2 separate regions of the Homo sapiens genome follow, and region 2 is linked to region 1. A link is an interaction called in ENCODE POLR2A ChIA-PET data of the cell type or tissue named here. Cell type or tissue: GM12878. All regions are shown on one strand. Links, peaks and the distances in the headings refer to the core of each region. The heading gives the core; the rest is flanking DNA. Region 1 overlaps ABHD2 (abhydrolase domain containing 2, acylglycerol lipase). Region 2 has its middle 10 kb from the start of RLBP1.

Region 1 (5,379 bases), core at 200-5,199:
AATTGCAGCAGATATTGATTTCCTGGGGAGAAAAACTGGGGGTCTAGGGTAGGAAAAAGATCTAGTTTCACTCATTGTATGTAGCCTTTGGCACAGTTTGACTGTTTTTCTCATGTGTATTTATTTCTTTTTAAATATGAATCTAACCAGTTTTAAAATCTAGCAAAAAAATAAGGGAAAAAAAGATGTTTACATTTCCTCAGGCCAGTTTCGACAATGCTAAAGACACCCAACATATCACTCATGCTGGAGCAATGGTTTGTGCTGGGGACATTATTTGCCTGCCTAAGAAATAGTACTGAGAAACTTATTTTAAATTGTTATTAAATATTTACTTCTCCACCGCTTCCTAAGGTTTCTGCCTAATTTTGTCATCTCTTAGCTAACTATATCTTTATGTTTGGTTCCAACATTGAATGAGACTCTATTAGATTATAAACTCCATGAAGCAAAGATATTCTTGCTCTTGTTCACCACTGTATCTGTGAGGCCAGATACTTGGTGGGCACTCAATCAGTGTTACCTAAATGAATGGATGAAACAACAGATGTACAGTGTTCAGCCTCTCTTCTAGGAACTTAAACACAGACAAGGAAGCAGATTTAAAGACATGAAATGACTTGTCCACCCTCACATAATGAGTAGGGCCATGTCTACTCATGACCGTGTCTACTCAAAGTCCAACGCTAGACTTTGGACCATGTCAACCCCAAAGCCCAAGCCCCTTGCCTTATATCACAAATCTACTTAGGTAATAGTACTCCAGAGATTTATGCTTCAATTATTAAACATCTTACTCCCCCCAACCATTTGATTCCTTTTATTATTTTTATTCTTATTTTTTTGAGACGGTCTCGCTCTGTCTCCCTAGGCTGGAGTACAGTGGCATGATCATGGCTCACTGCAGCCTTGACCTCCCCAAGCTCAAGACGTCCTTCCACCTTAGCCTCTTGAGTAGCTGGGACTATAGGCACATGCCACCAAACCCAGCTAATTTCTGATTTTTTGTAGAGATGGGCGAACTTGCCTGGGAGGTTCCACTATGTTGCCCAGGCTGGTCTCGAACTTCTGAGCTCAAGAGGTCTGCCCACCTTGGCTTCCTTTCCCAAAGTGCTGAGATTACAGGTGTGAGCCACTGCACCCAGCTTTGATTCCTTTTAGACCCATCTATCATTACTCAGGTTTGAGACTAATTATTTGAGACCTAGAGCAGATGTTCAGATGTCATTGGGACAGTTACAAAACTCAGATTTGCTACACTACTGAGGAGCAATTACAGCTAATTGTGTAGGCACTTTGGGAGCCTCAATTTAATTAAATCCAAACACATCTGATCTGGATAAAGGGCCAACCCTGCCTGATGTCAGACAGACTGCTGGATGTTCTGTGAAGAGATGCCACCTCTCCCATGCAAGGGAAGGGCAAAGACATGGTGCCCAGCTCCAGGATCAGCCTTCTGGAAGGTCCTCCTGGGACCTCCCCTGATGTCAGTTACCAAACACCTTTAGTGCCTGGGGCCTCTCCCTGGCCTGTTATTACTAACAGCTACATTAATCTGTTTTTAAATGAGGCTCTATGTATTTAATTCTTATGGGATTAGCACTAGGTAACTATATAATCTTGCTGCCGCTTTTTAAAGTAAGATGAAATCTGAAACACTAGCTGGGCCTTAGACAGATGAGTATTGCACGGCCATTTTGGAAAGGCAACTTGCTGGGAACAGAAAAGACCCCTCACCTTTTTCTCAAGCCCCTACACCTAAAGAAGGACAAGGCAAAGGCTGCCTGAAAGCTATTATTTCAACAGCCACTTCCCCAAATGACACTAGCATGACTAAATAGGCTAAAATACAGGGACTCGAGACTTGGTGTTCCTTGTGGATGGAGACTCTGAGTCATCTCTGTATGTTCCATGCCAGGCCCATGCATGGCATCTGTGGATATGCCACAAAATGTCAGGTGGATAAGAAGGAAGTTTGAATCGTCTGGAATAAAGGCACACAGTACTCGCCAGCATGAGTAAGCAGGGGACATGAAAGAGGTACTTGAATATCTTTCCCACTAAGTTTAGCCTAAGAGAAAAATACAGTTAAGCTAACATGGCTCGCTGACAGGTGGGCGGTTAGGGGCCTAGCAGCCCCTGTCACTTCCATAGTAAAAGTATGTGAGTCATTTCTTAAAGTCAAGGGGAAACTATCTTAAAGCTGAGTCATCCAGGAATACAATAGCTGTAGAAATAAAGTTAAGGCCCCTTTGTGCTATCAAATTAGTTGGCCTTGCCCTTATCTCTGAAATAAGGATTTTAAAAAATGAGTGTTTTCAGCCTTGTTTCCCCAGGTATAGGATGCCTAAAACTGCCCTCTTATGGCTAAAGGTTTAAGTATTCAGATATCATCCTGAAAGTGCAGAACTCACCACTCTTGGCCACTGTTCTGCTTTGGATATGACTCCCTGACACACTTCCTGAAGCTCCTGGCCCCTGGCTCTCAGCAGACGATCTTGCCAGGTGTTTTACTACGATGTCTGAGTTCTGCAAACTCACTACCTTCACTTTCACATTCTCTCTCTCCCTTCACCCATCTCTTCCTCCTCCCTTCCCATTGTGCCCTTCTGCCATTATAAAACTCAACTGTTTAATGCAGAGGCAACACAATTCATAACTATGAATACAATTCAAAATTGAGTCTACACCAATGAAAATGGTAGATATGAGAAGCTTATCGAAACACCTATGTTTATGATCTAATAGAAGATTGTAAGATATTAAGCAGTAAAAACAAAATAGAAGTTCCTTAAAAATCACTGCCTGAAGCTCTTACAGTGAGATGTCTTGGATCATGGGTGATCTCTACAGCATGCTAAAGGTAGGTAACCCTACATCCTAGTCTCTCCAAGAGGGTCCTGGAATGTATTGTTCTGATGCAGTTATTAATAAAGTTATGAATTATTATAACGTTATTAATAAAGTCCCTTTTTACTCTCAAAAGTGTCTCAATTGGAATGTGTAATTAGATGGAGGGAGATGGGGTCTCCCTCCCTTCTAAGACTGAAGTCCCGTCCTCTAAGCAAGACCAAGTTTTCTGACCTTACCTTGAGGTTCCAAAAGATTGTTTGTATATATGTTTGTTTGTTTTAAGAGATAGGGTCTCACTCTGTAGCTCAGGCTGTGCAGTGGCATGATCACAGCTCAGTGTAGCCTTGAACTCCTGGGCACAGCGCTTCTAGAGTAGCCGGGACTACAGACATGAGCCACCATGCCCAGCTAATTTATTTTTATTTTTTGTAGAAATGAGGTCTCACTGTGATTAAAGGTGTGAGCCACTGTACCCAGCCCAAGAGATAATTTTTGTTTTGTTTTTGAGACAGGGTCTCACTCTGTCACCCAGGCTGGAGTGCAGTGGCATGATCACGGTTCACTGCAGCCTTAATCCAAAAGATAGTTTAAAAAACAAAAAAGTTCCTGTATTAAACCCAGTTGGACATTAAAGATTTCCTCCTCCCAGCAAGAGAATTCAATGCTGTGATTTCACGTACTTCCTCACAGCTTGATGTCTAATGCCCGAGAGTCAAGAGTTTAGAAATAAGGGAAGGGCCCACTTCTTCCCTGTTTAAACTCACAGGAAAAAAGCAATTTAAATATTCGAGGCCATTTTCAATGCCAAATGCCCCAGCTTGGTGTTTTGGTGGGAGATGGGTACTAAGTTCTTAGAAGGCTCATGATCCTAAGGGACTCGTTACCTTTGGGGAGCCAGAGCCAGGTTATTTTTATTCCTTTCACTTGACATAGAAGATATTGTTTTTAATCCTATTTTTTTCTCTCTTTAAATCAAGATCAAACTAATAAGATCCTTTGTTACTTGGCTCTTGATTTTCTGGTGATAAAACTTTCAAGATATGAAGGTATGATATGGAGGCCAGAATAAGCACAAGCTGGAAAATTCTGGTTTTCAGTTTATTCTTTGGCTAGTGGATTTGATCTACCTCTTCTTTGCTCTGAACATGAATACTGGACTGTTGGGATAAGGCACTCGGCCAAAGAGAGACAGAAGAAGCAGAATGCTGCCTGAATTCACTGGGCCCCTACAGAATCACTGACAAAAACACTCACATTCCAAACATTGTTTAGTTTAGAAGGTCAATTAAGTCAATAAAGAGTAAGCCAACATGTCTACTGCTGCAGTGCCTCGATTAAAGATTAGGCTCTTTATAATAAATACACTTCAAGAAAATCTTCATGACTTCTTCATCTTCCTTGATTTCCAAGTGTTATTGACCTCACCCACATGACAGGGTTGTTTACCTGGCCTGACCCAGTAGAGTACCCTATTAGTTAAAAAAATTTTTTTTTTTTAGAGACAAGGACTTGCTATGTTGCCCAGCTGGTCTTGAACTCCTACCCTCAAGCTATCCTCCTGCCTTAGTCTCCTGAGTAGCTGAGATTACAAGTGCATGCCACCTCGCTTGGCACAATAAGAAATTTAAGACAGTTTGGTAAACTTTACTCTTGTAGGTGTTCTTCACATTTATTTTTACTCAGGTTAGCTAATGTCTTTATCAAAAGAGACATATTTAGTATTTTCCAGTTTAAAGAATTTATGAACTATACAAAAGTTAAGTGTGAGGAATTTTTTTAAAAAAAAAAAACATTTTTTAGAAGGTTAAAATGTAGCATGTACTACAGTAAAAACTCTTTCCAGTACTGATTTTAAGGGCTGGCTCTGTATATAGAAGCCAGTGGCTTTGAGCTGGAGGCGTGTGGCCCAAACAGATTTGGCCAAGAGGCCAATACTGAAGGTTGTCCAGCTGGAAAGCAAGCATTGCATACTGCAGAATAATCACCACAGCCGACATCCCTGTACACAGAGCTGTAACTCAGACTGAGCTCAAAGAAGGAAGAATTTTATGCTCAACACGAGCAGGTTCTTAAACTCGTCCTTGCAGAAATTCCAAAGTTCACATGAGGTCAACTGTATGAACTGGATGCAGAGGTAAGGTCATTTAACAGTTCAAGTAAATGTTTACCTTTTCTCCTCTAAGGTGGCTCACAGAAAACACAAAGTTAGAGTGAAGGGCCAATGAAGATGATAATCGTTATTGTTTACTGGTATTTGCTGGACTCTATGCCATGCACTTTTATATTATTGCCATTTTTTTTTTTTTAAAGACAGGGTCAGTCTCTGTCGTCTAGGCTGGAGTGCAGTGGCGTAATCTTGGCTCACTGCACTCCTGGGCTCAAGCGATTCTCCTGCCTTTGCCTCCCAGGTAGCTGAGATTACAGGTGTGTATCATCACACCTGGCTTTTTTCATTTTTAGTAGAGATGAGGTTTCACCATGTTCTATCAGGCTGGTCTCAAACTCCTGGGCTCAAGTGATCTGCCA
Region 2 (5,379 bases), core at 213-5,212, 64 kb before region 1:
CTTGCAAAAGCAACAAGGGGGAATATGTTGGGAACAGGCCCCCAAATCTGGCCATAAACTGGCCCCAAAACTGGCCATAAACAAAATCTCTGCAGCACTGTGACATGCTTGTGATGGCCATGATGCCCACGCTGAAGGTTGTGGGTTTACTGGAATGAGGGCAAGCAATACCTGGTCCACCCAGGGCAGAAAACCACTTAAAGGCGTTCCTAAACCACAAGCAATAGTATGAGTGGTCTGTGCCTTAAGGACATGTTCCTGCTGCAGATAACTAGCCAGAGCCCACCCCTTTGTTTTGGCCCATCCCTTTATTTCCCATAAGGAATACTTTTAGTTAATCTATAATCTATAGAAATAATGCTTGTCACTGGTATGCTGTCAATAAATATGTGGGTCAAACTCTGTTCGGGGCTGTCAGCTCTGAAGGCTGTCAGCCCCCTGATTTCCCACTCCGCACTGTATATTTCTGTGTGTGTGTCTTTAATTCCTCTAGCACCACTGGGTTAGGGTCTCCATGACTGAGCTGGTCTCGGCAGAGACGGAATCTCGCTCGGTCACCAGGCTGGAGTGCAGTGGCGTGATCTCGGCTCAGTGCAACCTCCACCTCCCAGGTTCAAGCATTCTCCTGCCTCAGCCTCCTGAGTAGCTGGGACTACAGGTGCATGCCACCAAGCCCAGCTAATTTTTCTATTTTTTAGTAGAGATGGGGTTTCACCATGTTGGCCAGGATGGTCTCAATCTCTTGACCTCGTGATCCACCTGCCTTGGCCTCTCAAAGTGCTGAGATTACAGGCGTGAGCCACCGCGCCTGGCCATGCTTCATAAGTATTTGCTAAATGGATGCAAAATCATTAGTATAGCCTTAGAAAAATATGGGTTTAAATTATCTCAATGAAACGTGAAATTTCAAAACCCAAATTTTGACATAAAAGATATATTGTTTCTTTTAAGCTCCCTGTGAATTTGCAATCATTTGAAAATAGAAAGTTCAAAACAAACACAAAAGTGTTAGCTCTTTTCTCCCAATCTGTTCCCTGTTTCTCAAAGGCCTGGAAGAGAAGAGGAATAAAAGGAGAAAGGAAAAGAAGCAGGGTGGAAAGTAATACATAAAAACTGGCCCCTTACAATTGGCAATATTTGATTAAATCGTATAGATTATCCAATGGTGTTACTGTTCAATTTTTTTGTATATTTAGTAGAGATGGGATTTCACTGTGTTAGCCAGGATGGCCTCAATCTCCTGACCTCAAGATTTGCCCGCCTCGGCCTCCCAGAGTGCTGGGATTACAGGCGTGAGCCACTGCACCCGGCCATTTTTGTTTATTTTTTATTTTTTATTTTTTTTGAGATGGAGTCTCACTGTGTCACCCAGGCTGAAGTGCAGTGGCACAATCTCGGCTCTGTTCAATTCTTGATTTTGATAATTGCACCATGATTAATTAAGAGAATCTTAGTCCATTCAGGCTGCAATAACCAAATACCATGGACTGGGTGGCTTCTAAACAACAGAAATTTATTTCTTACAGTTCTGGAGGCTGGGAAGTTCAAGATCAAGACACCAGCAGTGTTGGTATCTGGTGAAGGCCACTTTCCCATGGATGGCACCTTTTTGCTGTGTCCTTGCAAGGTGGAAGGTGCAAGGCAGCTCTCAGGTGCTCTATTATAAAGACACTAATCCCAAACCCCTGCCTCCTAATACTATCTCTTTGGGGCTTGGGATTTCAGTGTATGAATTTAGGGGAACCACAAGCATTCAGATCAAAGCAGAGAATGTCCCTGTTTTTAGGAAGTCCACGCTGAAGTATTTAGGAGTAGAAGGGCATCATGTCTGCAACTTAATGCTAAAACAGTTTAGAAAAAAATACACTTGGATATATTGAGAGAATGAAAGAGCAAACATGAAGTGTTAACATCTAGGTGAAAGGCATGTGGGAATTCTGTGCACCATTCTTGCAGCTTTTCTGTAAATCTGAAATTATGTCAAAATAAAAAGTTAAAAAAATACTGGCCCATTTGCAAATCTAGTGGACCTCTCTGGTCTATAAATAATCAGCAAACTGGGCCTTTGAGATGCCATCTCAGCCCTTTTCTGTGGAGAGGTGGATACCTGTTCTCCATCTTCTACTTTGCCCCTATTCTGCTGTCATCCTAGATCATTCTCATCCTACATGTGGCCTCTTGGCCACTCCCCTCTCCACCTCCATGACTTTCTCCTCCATGTCACCTCAGCCACTCACTCTCCTGGTCATACCCCAAGCCACCTCCCAAATCACTACTTAGATAGCAACCTCTCAACCATCCAATTAGCCTGCTCAACTACTCTCACCTACCTGTTCTCTAATCTTCACTGCCTCTGACTCCTCATCTTCAATTCCAAGGTTATATAGTTAAACCACATTTTTGCAATATTTATTTATTTATGTATTTATTCATTTATTTATATTTTTTGGGTTGTTTGTTTTTTTTTTTTGAGACAGAGTCTCGCTCTGTTGCCCAGGCTGGAGTGCAGTGGCGCGATCTTGACTCACTGCAACCTCCGCCTCCCAGGTTCAAGCGATTCTCCTGCCTCAGCCTCCCGAGTAGCTAGGACTACAGGAGCATGCCACCACACCCAGCTAATTTTTTTGTATTTTTAGTAGAGACAGGGTTTCACCATGTTAGCCAGGATGGTCTCAATCTCCTGACATCATGATTTGCCCGCCTTGGCCTCCCAGAGTGCTGGGATTACAGGCATGAGCCACTGCACCTGGCCGTTTTTGTTTGTTCATTTGTTTTTGTTTTTTGTGTTTTTGAGATAGAGTCTCACTCTGCTGCCCAGGCTGGAGTGCAGTGGCTCAATCTCAGCTCACTGCAACCTCCACCTCCCCAGTTGAAGCGATTCACCTGCCTCAGCCTCTCGAGTAGCTGGGATTACAGGTGCCCACCACCACGCTTGGCTAATTTTTGTATTTTTAGTAGAGACGGGGTTTCACCATGTTGGCTACGCTGGTCCCAAACTCCTGACCTCATGATCTGCCTGCCTCGACCTCCCAAAGTGCTGGGATTACAGGCATGAGCCACCGTGCCTGGCCTATTCATTTATTTGTTTTGAGATGGTCTCACTGTTGCCCAGGCTGAGTGCAGTGGGGTAATCATGACTCACTGTAGCCTCAACCTCCCAGGCTTAAACAATCCTCCCACCTCAGCTTCCTGAGTAGCTGGGACTATAGGCACGCACCACCACACCCAGCTAATTTTACTTTTTGTAGAGAAGGGGTCTTGCTATGTTACCCAGGTTGGTCTCAAATGCCTGGACTCAAGCAATCCTCCCACCTCAGCCTCCTAAATTACTGGGATTACAGGCATAAGCGACTGCTCCTATCTTTTGCCCCCTTTTGCCTTTCTTTCCATCCCATTCACTCAGCAAACCCTAACCCTGTATGAAGCCAGCTCTATTCTCTTGTTGGAGCTATACTTCAGCTGCTGGATTGTGCTTGAGAAGTAACGTGTGTTTAAGTGGGTGCCCCAGTCTCAGGTGGGCCTTCAGCACTGTCAGATAATCTTCCCCAGTAAGTTTATCCTTCCTTTCTTCATGAAGTTGTACTTGACCCGCCCCCACACCCCCAAAAAAGAGAGAAAAAAATAATTGCCCTCAGATGGAAATTTGCATTAGCTCCCCACCGTCAAGTCTTTAAACTCAGTGTCCTCAGCACTAGTTCTTTCCTCCAGCTCCCTGTAACAGTGGAGGGTGTTCCACCTTCCCGGCCGAGGCTGGTCCCTCTGCTGGAGAGACAGAGACAGCTGCTTAAGGTTTCCACCTCTCAGCGAGGACCTTACTATCACCCCTCTCAGACCTTGGTCTTTAACCTCTAACTTTCTACAGCTGCCCTTTCATAAACACATCTTCTCCTTTGGTGGTGAGGAGTTAAAACCAAGTTCCCATCTAAGGGCACCTATTTTTAGCCCCCTTGAAGTAGTGAGATCATCTATGGAGAATAAAGGAGGAGATAGAAAAGTCTTCCCCATCCATCTAAACAAAACAACCCCCTGGAGCCCCCCTTCCCTTACAGTTACTGCCCTCTTTCTCACCTGCTTTCAGCCAGATTTCTTGAAGGAGCCATCTATTGTCTTTCTCTGTGTTTCTGTATCTCCTATTCATTCCTCTGCCGTTCTCTTACCTCTGGTAATTCACCAAAACAGCTGTGGCCAAGATCATGGCAGCTTTCTTGGTTTTTTGTTTTTGTTTGTCTGTTTGTTTTAGATGGAGTCTCGCTCTGTCGCCCAGGCTGGAGTGCAGTGGTGCGATCTCGGCTCACTGCAACCTCCACCTCCCAGGTTCAAGCAGTTCTCCTGCCTCAGCCTCCTGAGTAGCTGGGATTACAGGCACCTGTGGCGGGAGCACTTGGCACTCCCTTCTGTGACCTCCTGGGCTCAAGCAATCCTTCTGCCTCGGCCTCCTAAGTAGCTGGGACCACAGGTGCAAGCCACGACATCAAGTTATTTTTTCTATTTTTTTAGAGACAGGGTCTCACTATGTTGACCAGGCTGGTCTGAAACTCTTAGGCTGTCAATCCTCCCATCTCACGCCCAGCTAATTTTTGTATTTTTAGTAGAGATGGGGTTTCACCTTGCTGGCCAGGCTGGTCTCACACTCCTGACCTCAGGTGATCCACCAGCCTTGGCCTCCCAAAGTGCTGGGATTACAGGCGTGAGCCACCGTGCCCAGCCGCCTTCTTGTTTTTAAATCCTGTGGACAGGTTTAATCCCGTCTCGACCTCCCTATAGCACTTGGCACTCCCTTATAAGACTCCCTGTCTTATAAAGCAACATTTCCCCAGTACCTGGCATAGGGCCTGGTACATAGTAGGTGCTCAACAAATTTTATTTTATATTTACATTGAAACAGAATTCTTTGAATTGTGGAACATAGCATCTTAGGGCCTAAAGGATCTGGCCACTGCCTTCATCTTTTCACTTATCTCCTACCCAAACCCTAGGCTCCAACTATACTACATAGTTGCAATTCTCCAAACCACCCAAACTCCTACTTTTCCATATTTTTTAAATGTGCTGTTTACTGTCTGGGAGTCCTTTTCAGGGACACCTACTCCATTTCTCCACATTGTCTCCCTGGTGAAACTTTTGCTCTTTTGTTAGTTTGAAAATCACTTTCTTTAGGAAGCCCTTCCTAATTCCCCCTAGCAGAGCTGTCTTCTCCCTCCAAGCTTCTCCTAGATTCTTTCCACAGACCACAGCTATCAGTGATTCCCAAGCATGTTCAGAGAAACAATGGTTCCAAAGTTGTTCATGAAAGGGTTGCACTGGCTCATAAATTTGGGAAATGCTGAGTTAAACTGGTTTTTTGTTTCTTTTCTTGAGAGAGGGTCTCACTTTGTCACC

Evidence for each region. Peaks named below come from ENCODE experiments on the same cell type or tissue, not always from the same donor. Only the 100,000 strongest peaks of a DNase experiment are listed, where the experiment ranks them.
Region 2: POLR2A ChIA-PET joins it to region 1 with 7 read pairs; 3 of 35 experiments call an interaction of 5 or more read pairs at or near these places.

What each region holds. Positions count from the first base shown.
Region 1 is chr15:89,164,558-89,169,936 of GRCh38, reverse strand. All of the region lies in intron 5 of ABHD2 (abhydrolase domain containing 2, acylglycerol lipase), which reads right to left. Among named protein-coding and RNA genes, the nearest start is that of RLBP1, 54 kb to the left of the region's middle. RefSeq lists enhancers at 2,193-2,562, 1,472-2,671. In GM12878, for the core only: no CTCF peak of the experiment used is centred there; DNase peaks (open chromatin) are centred at 2,066 and 2,456; H3K27ac peaks cover 2,242 bases.
Region 2 is chr15:89,228,870-89,234,248 of GRCh38, reverse strand. No RefSeq gene overlaps it. Among named protein-coding and RNA genes, the nearest start is that of RLBP1, 10 kb to the right of the region's middle. In GM12878, for the core only: no CTCF peak of the experiment used is centred there; no DNase peak of the experiment used is centred there.